2 separate regions of the Homo sapiens genome follow, and region 1 is linked to region 2. A link is an interaction called in ENCODE POLR2A ChIA-PET data of the cell type or tissue named here. Cell type or tissue: Panc1. All regions are shown on one strand. Each heading gives the region's core, and the rest is flanking DNA. Links, peaks and the distances in the headings are about the cores only.

Region 1 (5,376 bases), core at 292-5,291, 290 kb after region 2:
GAGGCAGGAGAATCGCTTGAACCCAAGAGGCGGTGGTTGTGCTGAGCCAAGATCACGCCATTGCACTCCAGCCGGGGAAACAAGAGCGAAACTCCGTCTCCAAAAAAAAAAAAAAAGAAAGAAAAAGAAAAGAAAAAGAAAAAACCCCACTTGCAATCCTACCTTTTTTTTTTTAAATGCATGTCTTATTCTATACACAAATCAACACACACGTATATATGCCTTTTTTTTTTTTCTCTGAGATGGAGTTCTGCTCTTGTTGCCCAGGCTGGAATGCAATGGCACAATCTTGGCTCACTGCAACCTCCATCTCCCAGGTTCAAGTGATTCTCCTGCCTCAGCCTCCCGAGTAGCTGGGATTACAGGCACCCACCACCACACCTGGCTAATTTTTGTATTTTTAGTAGAGACGGGGTTTCTCCATGTTGGTTAGACTGGTCTCAAACTCCCGATCTCAGGTGATCCACGTACCTTGGCCTCCCAAAGGCCTCCCAAAGTGAGCCACCACACCCGGCCTATGTATATATACCTTTTAAATTTTTTACTTATAAATCTATTCTGAACATTTTCTTAAATCAATAAAATTCTATAGAACAATTATTTATTTATTTATTTAGAGACATGATCTCACTTTGACACCCAGAATGGAGTGCAGTGGCACCATCACGGCTCACTGTAGCCTCGACCTCACTGGGCTCAGGTGATCTTCCCACCTCACCTTCCTGAGTAACTTGGGCTGCAGGTGTGCACCATCATACCTGGCTAATTTTTATATTTTTTGTAGAGATGGGGTTTTGTCATATTGCCCAGGTTGGTCTTGAACTCCTGGGCTCAAGCAATCTGCCCACCTTAGCTTCCCAAAGTGCTGGGATTACAGGCATGTGCCACCACACCTGGTTAATGTATTTAATTTTTTTTTTTTTTTTGTAGAGACACAGTCTCATTGTGTTCCCCCAGGCTAGTCCTGGCTTCAACTGATCCTCCCGCCTCAGCCTCCCAAAGTGCTGGGGTAACAGGCGTGAGCCCCAGCTCCCAGCCTTCACTGACATTCTGATTAGCAAGCTGGCTTTCCCCTACCCCTGCATTCCAACATGGCGTCCACTCTCTAATCCTCCCACCATCTACCCATTTTCCTTTGAATTAGACGGATGCTTAATAACTTCTCTAGGATACGGTTAGTGACAAGATAAATAACGCCCTTCGGATGGAATTGGCCACACCCTGAAAATCTAAGTCAGTAACATTTAGCAAACACTTATAAAACTCCTCTGATGTTCATAACATTTCATGAAATGTTGGATGTACAAATATTAACATGATATGCCCCCCACCCTCAGGAGGTGCTCAGTCAGTGGGGAATGTGGACACACAGGTGGGTTGTCTGGGGCAGAGTCTGTGCACTGAGCTGAAGGCATGCCGCGCCATCTGCCTGAGTTCTCCCCATTTAGAAATATTTGCGGTTGCACATTGCTCTGAATGATACGTGATGGGAAAAGAACTGGGTGTGAGGCATACAGCAGGAAAACAGATTGAGCAGCTTGGACAGCACATCAGGACGGGGCACTGAGACCTGTCCTGTGTGATCCTTTATATAGAAACAACAATAATAATACCTAGCAACTCTTTCACTCCTAAAGATAATCAGTGCCCAAAGCCCATCCCTTCCTCTGCCCTTGCTCAGTCCCTTGTAGGTGCTGTGCTCCCTCCTGCCCCAGGGCCTTTGCACAGGCCACATCCTGCCCAGAACCTGCTTCCTGACCTCTTTGACTGGATAAGATTTTCTCAAGCTGCAGATCTTGGCTCAAATATCACTTCCCCAAATGATGTAGGGGAAATATATATATCAATATATCTTTTGTGTTCCCCCAAAAGATATTTTGAAGTCCCAACCCTGCCCCCCGCTGTAGCTGTGAAAGTGACCTTATTTGGAAATGGGGTCTTTGCAGATATAATCAAGGTAAGATGAGGTCATGCTGGAGTAGGAACCCTACATCCAATGACTGGTGTTTGTATAAAGGAAAGATATGTTTGGACACAGACAGAGATAGAGGGGAGAAGTTCCTGTGACACCAAAGGCAGAGACTGGAGTGACACATCTACAAGCCAAGGAATCCCAAGGGCTGCCAGCAATGCCAGATGCTGGGAAAGGGCCGGGAAGGAGCCTCCCCCAGGGCCTCCAGAGGGTGCACGGCCCTGCCTAACCTCAATCTCGATCTTCCAGCCTCCAGAACTGTGAGAATAAAATCCTGTTGTTTCAAGCCCCTCAGTTTGTGGTACTTTGTCATGACAGTGCTGGGAAACTAACACACCAAGCAAGCATTTCTCTACCTCCCCAATTAGAACACAGGGTTCCCCTCTGAAACACTTGTCATGGTTCTATTTATATATTCATTGTGTCATTTAACTACCATTTATCTCCCCGACCAGGCTATCAGCTCCATGAAGGCAGCATCTTTCCCTGCCCAGGGCCTGGTGTGTAAGGTCGGAATAGTTCCTGAATGAACACGTGGCTCATGAGGCAGGTATCCACGCCCGGCCACGTGCTGACGTACGTGCGACACAGGAGGGGACCGGAGGAGAATTTCAGAGTCTGGTGCCGCCATCCACTCGTGGTCCTGAACACTCCACTGTGGGACTGCTTTGGTAACATGACCTTGCAAGCAATGCTTCATTTAATCCTCACAGCAGCTCAACCCACTGATCCCAGCATTATTCCTACTTTATGATACAGAAATTAAGGGTTGCCGGAAGTTATGGTACTAGTGAATGGCAAAGCCAGAGCTTGAGTTTAGATTTGTGGGACTCCGCAGCATATGGTGCAAACATCAAACACCTTCCAGAACTCTTGCTCTGTTCTGTTGGCTAGGACAGGTCCTACGCTGCAGGGTAACTGCGTGTGGTTAAACTTGTCATTCAAATTTGCAAAGGGTGCCTCATTTGCTCAACGCTCTGCATCTGGGGTCTGGAGCCCTCTAAGTAGTAAAACTCTTCATATCAATCACCTGCTTAAATCCCACTGCTCTGGAGGTAGAATACCCTCGGTGCTGTGCCCACTGCAGACATGTCTACTGCTCTCACCCCACATGTTCACCCCACAGCATACCCTGGACCCTGGACCCTATTCTAGCCATGTGGTGTTATGTGCGATCCCCCAAACAGCTGCCCTTAACACCTCCCCACAGCAGCTTGCTGAATCTGCCGTTTTAATTTTTTTTTTTTTTTTGGCTTCTTGTTTTCCTTACAAGAACAACAGGTTCTCTAGAATCCTTCAGCCACCAATAAAATGGTCAGGCAGGGGAAAAACTTTAGATGGGAGTCTTGTCAATAAAAATAAATACAGTTGCATGGAGCTGCTTAAGATTGGAACCAAACACTAAAAATAGGAAGGCAGGGGCTAAAAAGTTATTTTAAGAACCTCCCCCAACCACAGTCACTCTGTGGGCTGAGCGGGGAGCAGGAAGCATGTCTGGTCACACCATCTTGGAATCAGAACCCATGGCTGGATGGATCGGATCTGCTGATGGCGCATGTGGAGCTGAACTTGAACATGACGCCAGCTCTGGGGGGCGAGGTTGGGGGTGTGTTGGGAGGCACTGCCCTCACTGCTGCAGCTCCTTCATTCTGTTGAGGGCACTGCCGGCACAGAACCACTTGATCCGCATCTCATTGAAGGTGTGGTTCAGGAGGATGGTCTCCTGGGTCCCATTGGGGTGCTTGATGATGCACTTCAGGGGCTTGTCAGGGGCGAAGTCCTTCAGGCCCTGAATAGTCAGCTTGTCCACAGGGTGAACCTTGTTGTAGTCGCCTGGGTCAGCAAAAGTCAGGGGCAGCAGGCCCTGCTTCTTCGGGTTGGTCTTGTGGATCCTGGCAAAGCTCTTGGTGATGATGGCCTGGCCCCAGAGGTGGGGAGGCTCCAGCACTGCGTGCTCCCGGCTCGAGTTCTCGTCCCCGATCACCACCCACCTGATGCCATGTTTCTTGTAGTAGCGGGCAGTGTCAGGGACGGGGCCAAACTCCTGGGTGTTTTCAATGTTGGCACTGCACACGGAGTTGGCCTGGCTGTTTTCAATGTTGATGGCACCAGTGAGCAGGTTGTTGGAGATGTTGTCCAAGTGCCCACAAAACTTGAGCCAGGGGCCAGCAGCCGAGATGTGGTCAGTAGTACACTTCCCTTTGACCTTGATGAGTATCTGCGGGTCCTCCAGGTCCTTGCTATCCCACTTGTCAAAAGCCTCCAGGAGCTGCAGGCGCTGGCTAGTGGGGCTCACATCCACGTGCTGGCCACTGCTGTCCTGTGGGGGGTGCTGGTAGGGGTCCTGCCCTGGGTCAAACTCCTCTTGGGGAAGGTCGTCTGCATCCAGAGCCTCTAGCTTGAACTTCTTCCTATCTTTGCCCATCAGGTAGTTGGTCTCTGGGTTGAACTTGAGGATTCCCACAATGGCCAGGGCTGTGACAATCTCTGGGGACGTGACGAAGACATGGGTCTCAGGGTTCGCATCATTGCAGCCCGTGAAGTTCCTGTTGTAGGAGGTGACGATTGTGTACTTCTTCCCCTTCTTGATGTCCTTCGTGTCCCAGCGGCCAATGCAGGGGCCACAAGCATTGGCCAGGACGATGCCACCCACATTCCTCAAAATCTGTGCGTAGCTGTCCCGCTCAATGGTGGCGTGGATCTGCTCGGAGCCTGGAGTGATGGTGAAGTGGGACTTGCACTTGAAGTCATGGGCCAGTGCCTGCTTGGCCACAGCTGCTGAGCGCCCGGGATCTTCATAGCTTTAACTGTTGCAGGTACCAGTCAGACCTACTCGGATGTCCAGAGGCCATCCTTCCTTCTCTGCCACCTTGCCCACTTCTGCCACAGGGTGAGCCTGGTCGGGGGTGAAGGGCCCATTGATGTGCGGCTTCAGCTCACTGAGGTTAATTTCAATTAGTTGGTCATAATGGCAGCCAGGGTCAGGCACCAAGTGATCCTGGAATTCATCAGCTAGATTGGCAATGTCTGTCCGGCCGTCTTGCTTAGGTACCTCCTCATCCTGTGGTTGTAAGGGAACACGGAAGTGGTGGCCCCAATTTCTGCGCCCATGTTGCAGATTGTCGCCATGCCAGCACAGGAGATGGAGTCTACGCCAGGCCTGTGGTATTCCACGATTGCACCTGTGCCACCTTTCACTTTGAGGATGCCTGCCACACCTTCAGGATCACGTCTTAGGGTGAGGTCCAATTGGAGAGGGAGCCTGTTAGCTTCATGCCAATCACCTTGGGGCACTTCATCTCCTAGGGGATCTCAGCCATGATGTCCACAGCATCGGCACCCCCAACTCCAATGCAGATTCCCCCCAGGCCGCCACCACTGGGGGTGTGGGAGTCAGTGCCAAT
Region 2 (5,376 bases), core at 204-5,203:
TGGCTCACAGAGGCTGCGGGTGAGAGCAGGCAGGGCGGGCTGCACCCTCATTTTCTTTCTGTGGGTCCTAAATCCCCAACTTAAATCTCAGGAGGTGAACAGAGCACCTCTGCATCCCCTTCCTGCTTTAAAAGTCCGTGAGTGGTGAGTAGTAGTATCCACATGGGTCAAAGAGCACCTCCAAGCTGAAAGTTCACAATTAAACTTTCAAAGCTCTAGGCTGGGCGTGGTGGCTCACACCTGTAATCCCAGCACTTTGGGAGGCCGAGGCAGGCGGATCACGAGGTCAGGAGATCGAGACCATCCTGGCTAACGTGGTGAAACCCCGTCTCTACTAAAAATACAAAAAATTAGCCGGGCATGGTGGCGGGCACCTGTAGTCCCAGCTACTCAGGAGGCTGAGGCAGGAGAATGGTGTGAGCCCGGAAGGCGGAGGTTGCAGTGAGTCGAGATCACGCCACTGCACTCCAGCCTGGTCGACAGAGCGAGACTCCTTCTCAAAAAAAGAAAAAAGAAAAGAAAAAAGCTTTCAAAGCTCTCACTTAGAAAAGTTCGAACAGGTGGCTCACGCCCGTAATCCCAGCACTTTGGGAGGCCAAGGCGGGTGGATCACTTGAAGTCAGAAGTTCGAGACCAGCCTGGCCAACATGGTGAAACCCCATCTCTACTAAAAATACAAAAATTAGCCAGGCGTGGTGGCACATGCTTGTAATCCCAGCTACTGGGGACACTGAGGCAGGAGAATCGCTTGAACCCAGGAGGCGGAGATTTCGGTGAGCCAAGATCTCAACACTGCACTCCAGCCTGGTAAACAGAGCAAGACTCTGTCTCAAAAAAAAAAGAAAAGACAAGACAAGTTTGAAAAGTTTAAAAGCTTCCCTAGCGTCTGCTCTGCATGGCATGGCTTACACACAGTCTCAGCTAAGCCTTCCAGTAACCCTGAGGAAGGCATTAGGCATCCCCTTTTTCACACATTGAGTATCCAAGATCACAGGGTAAGAGGTAAGTGGAAAAGCCAGAACTTGTATCTGGGACTTTCTGGCTTCATAATCTGCCTGTTTTCCAGTATAATCAGGTTCTAGAAGTGCCTCATGGCCAGGTGTGGTGGCTGACATCTGTAGTCCCAGCACTTTGGGAAGCCAAGGTGGGAGGATTGCTTGAGTTCAGGATGTTTGAGAACAGCCTGGGCAACACAGTGAGACCTCATTTCTACTTATTTAAAATAATAAAAAATAAAATAAAAATTTTGAGACAGGGTTTCACTCTCTCACCCAGGCTGGAGTGCAGTGGCTTAATCACAGCTCACTGCAGCCTCCACCTCCTGGGCTCAAGCAATCCTTCCACCTCCTCTTGAGTAGCTAGGACTAAAGACATGTGCTGTCACATCTGGCTAATTTATTTTTATTTTTGTAGAGATGGGGGTCTCACTATGTTACCCAGGCTGGTTTCAAACTCCTGAACCCACCTTGGCTTCCCAAAATGCTGGGATTACAGGCACAAGCCACCACGCCTGGCCAATAAAATAAAATTTAAAATAGAAGTGGGCTGGGCACAGTGGCTCACATCTGTAATCCCAGTATTTTGGGAGGCCGAGGCGGGCAGATCACCTGAGGTCAGGAGTTTGAGACCAGCCTGACCAATATGGGAAAACCCCATCTCTATTAAAAATAAAAAAATTAACTGGGCACGGTGATGGATGCCTGTAATCTCAGCTACTCAGGAAGCTGAAGCAGGAGAATCGCTTGAACCCGGGAGGTGGAGGTTGCAGTGAGCCGAGACAGCACCACTGCACTCCAGCCTGGGCAACAAGAGCGAAACTTGGTCTCAAAATAAAATAGAAGTGGTTCATACACTGACCACCCGACAGACTCTCTTGAGAAGGTGAGTGTCTGTGTGTCCCATTTCCCCTTTTTATATGGGCACCAATCATATTGGTTTAGAGCCCACTCTGATGATTTCATTTTGAATTGGTTACCTCTGGAAAGACTCTGTTTCCGAAGAAAGTTACATTCTGAGGTACTAGGAATTCCAACTTCAACATATCTTTTTAGAGGGGCACAATTCAACCCGTAACAGTTCACACTCTGCCCCCTGCCCATCCTTTCCACATGCAGAATCTATTTGCCTCCTCCCGACATCCCCAAAAGCGTTAATCATTCCAGCATCCACTCTAAATCCTAAATCTCATCTACTCTTCTTCAACTCAAAGACTCAAATCCCATCATCTACCAAATCAGAGCCTCTTCAGGAATGCTGGGAAACACGTACTGTATGCAACAGCCTCTCCAGAAAGAATCCTCAGCACATAACCCGAAACAGACACTGGTGGGGCGGCCGAGGACTGCACTGCCGCATTCTGACATCAGATAGCGGTGAATGCTTCCTAGAGACGGTTTCTCAAAGGAAGTTCAAACATCTCTAAAGATGTCCTTTCAGAGAAAACAAGGAAGTATGTCAGGACTTCCTGGCCTTCCCAAGCATCCTGAGCCAGAAAAGTGCAGTCACTGTGCTTTCTAGTGAAGAATTACAGGCAATTATTTGAATGTGTGATTGCAGGATTAATTTCTTTCTCATTTGTTATTTGTGTGTTGTTTTGTACCATAGCTTTTTTTTTTTTATTTGAGACAGTCTTGTTCTGTCGCCCAGGCTGTAGTGCAGCAGTGTGATCTCAGCTCACTGCAACCTCTGCCTCCTGGGTTCAAGTGATTCTCCCACCTCAGCCTCCCATATAGCTGAGATCACAGGTGCCCAGCTAATTTTTGTATTTTTATTAGACATGGGGTTTCGCCATGTTGGCCAGCCTGGTTCTTGAACTCCTGACCTCAGGTGATCCACCTCCCTCGGCCTCCTAAAGTGCTGGGGATTATAGGCGTGAGCCACCGCTCCCAGCCCATAACTTTTCTTTTGACTGCTATTGTCATTATTGGATATAAAAAAGGCTTGGAGGTGGGGTGTGGTGGCTCACTCCTATAATCCCAGCACTTTGGGAGGCCAAGGAGGGCAGATTGCTTGAGTTCAGGAGATTACTTGGGCAATATGGCGAGACCCCATCTCTACTAAAAATACAAAAAAAAAAAAAAAAAATAGCCGGGTGTGGTGGTACAAGCCTGTGGCCCCAGCTACTCAGGAGGCTGAGGTGGGAGGATTGCTTGAGCCCAGGAGATGGAAGTTGCAATGAGCCAAGATCGTGTCATTGCACTCCAGCCTGAGTGCAGAGCGAGACAGAAAAAACAAAAGGAAGTTTTTCTGGAGTCCTGAGACATATTCAGGATTCCAGAAGCTCTCAGAGCTGCAGGGGTGCTGCTGCGTGGTGGTGCTGACACTGTTTCATTGAGCTTCCTCTGTCTTTTCAGCACCTCACCCTGACCTCGGCTACTCTGTCAACCTCAGACCCCGCAGCAGGGGCTGAACAAGCTGGGAAAGGGGCAAGGATCACAGAAGTACATCCCTACAGCAACCTCTCTGGAGGGCAGCCGAGCATTAAGTGTGTCAGCCAGGCTACTGACGGGGGATCAAACAGAAGAGGGCAGGGGAGGATGAGGGAAGACAGCAAACAAAGAGATAAAGCTCAGGGAAAATGCTTGGGTAGAGAGAAGGAAACTCACAAAGCAGAGGCGTTGTAAGAAAGGAAGAGAAATGAAGTGAGCATTGGGAAAACCCACGTGGAGGAGAAAGAGAAAGGGCAGAAGGAGCAGAGAAGGGAAAACCACAGATTGCCATCCCTCTCTTTGGTGTATCTGCAGAAAGAATTGGCTGGTCCAGCTTTGCACATATGAGTGCTCCAGGAAGTGGTTTATCCTTTAGTCCTGGGTACTGCGCCCAATGCCACAGGAGGGTAGGTTGCCACCTTGGACCCATTGAAGCCCACAGGAGGGGCAGTGAGAGGTGAATGCCACCACTGGGGCTGTCCTGAGTTGGTGGCCCAGGCCCAGGGTTCCCCCAGGAAACAGCCCTGCGGTGTGGAGTCTCAGAACAAAGGGAGAATGTGCTCTTTTGCAATGCTCTGTGGCCGTCGGCACTTGCCTTACTGCAACGAAGCAAGGAATTGTGCCACCTTTGACCCAGACCTTCAAAGCCCGGTTGTTTGTTTCTGTCTGTAAAATCTATCTGTATGAACAATCATGAACAAACAGATTTTACAAACATTTGACAGACAAATCTGGCTCATCCATTGTGAGACTGTTTCTCAGTGGGAGAGACACAGGGTGATAGCTACACTATAACCACCATCATTGTTTTCCTTCCATGTGACTGTGACAGTCTTGTGAATTTTCTCAATGTAAAAAGTCACTTAAAATTAACTCATGGCCAGGGTGTGGCCAGGGCGTGGTGGCTCATGCCTGTAATCCCAGCACTTTGGGAAGCTGAAGCAGTCAGATCACTTGAGGTCAGTGGTTCCAGGCCAGCCTGGCCAACATGGTGAAACCCCGTCTCTACTAAAAAAGAAATACAAAAATTAGCCAGGGGTGGTGGCACACCCCTGTAATCCGAGCTACTTGGGAGGCTAAGGCAGGAGAATTGCTTGAACCCAGGAGGTGGAGGTCACCGTGAGCCAAGATCGCATCATTGCACTCCAGCCTGGGCAACAGAGTGAGATTCTGTCTCAAAAAAATTAATAAATAAATAAATACAATTAACTCATAATATACTATAATCATATACATACTTTTGTTATATGCACGTGGATATACAAACATCTTACTTTAACTTTACAAAGAAAACTTAGTTAATACGGCTAACTCGATGAGTAAGTTCCTAAAATGCCAATACGGGAAGAGCTTTTTCTCCCCCCAACTCTTTAAAGAGCCTGTGGTTAAATTTTATAACCTTCCTTCATTCACTGAGGTGGTATTTGCCCAGGGCTTACTATGTGCGGAGTACTATGCTGAGTGTTAGGGAGAGCTACCACACAGACATGACCTCTGTCCACGAGTTTATTTCCTACTGGAAATAGCCACGGTGGCCAAATAATCACAGCTAGAAATTGTGACAGGTGCCAGAAAGGAAAGGTACAGGGTTTGCTGAGCATGTATAACATCGGGCTGGATCCCGGTGACCTATGAGCTGAAATCTGGAGGTTAAGTAGAAGGAAACGGGTGGGTGGAGGATGGGGTGAGGGCTGGAATGCAGGGGTCCTTCCAGGCCGCAGGAACAAAGTTTGCAAAGGCCAGGAGGCACGAGGGTGCAAGAGGCTTCAAGGAAATGAAAGGAGGCAGCACGGCTGCGTGCAGAGAGCAGGGGTCAAGCTAGGTGTCAGGTGAGGCAAGTGAAGGAACAGGTAGGGATTGATTGCACAGAGTGTGTAAGCCTCAAGGACTGAGGATCTGTCGGAGTGTTGGAAAGCCAGCACCGGATTCAAAGCCAGCACAGACAAAT

Evidence for each region. Peaks named below come from ENCODE experiments on the same cell type or tissue, not always from the same donor. Only the 100,000 strongest peaks of a DNase experiment are listed, where the experiment ranks them.
Region 1: POLR2A ChIA-PET joins it to region 2 with 9 read pairs; 6 of 35 experiments call an interaction of 5 or more read pairs at or near these places.

What each region holds. Positions count from the first base shown.
Region 1 is chr1:236,110,596-236,115,971 of GRCh38, reverse strand. It overlaps the pseudogene ACO2P2. Among named protein-coding and RNA genes, the nearest start is that of GPR137B, 29 kb to the left of the region's middle. In Panc1, for the core only: no CTCF peak of the experiment used is centred there; no DNase peak of the experiment used is centred there; H3K27ac peaks cover 226 bases.
Region 2 is chr1:236,398,429-236,403,804 of GRCh38, reverse strand. All of the region lies in intron 1 of EDARADD (EDAR associated via death domain), which reads right to left. Among named protein-coding and RNA genes, the nearest start is that of EDARADD, 6.8 kb to the right of the region's middle. In Panc1, for the core only: no CTCF peak of the experiment used is centred there; no DNase peak of the experiment used is centred there; H3K27ac peaks cover 2,913 bases.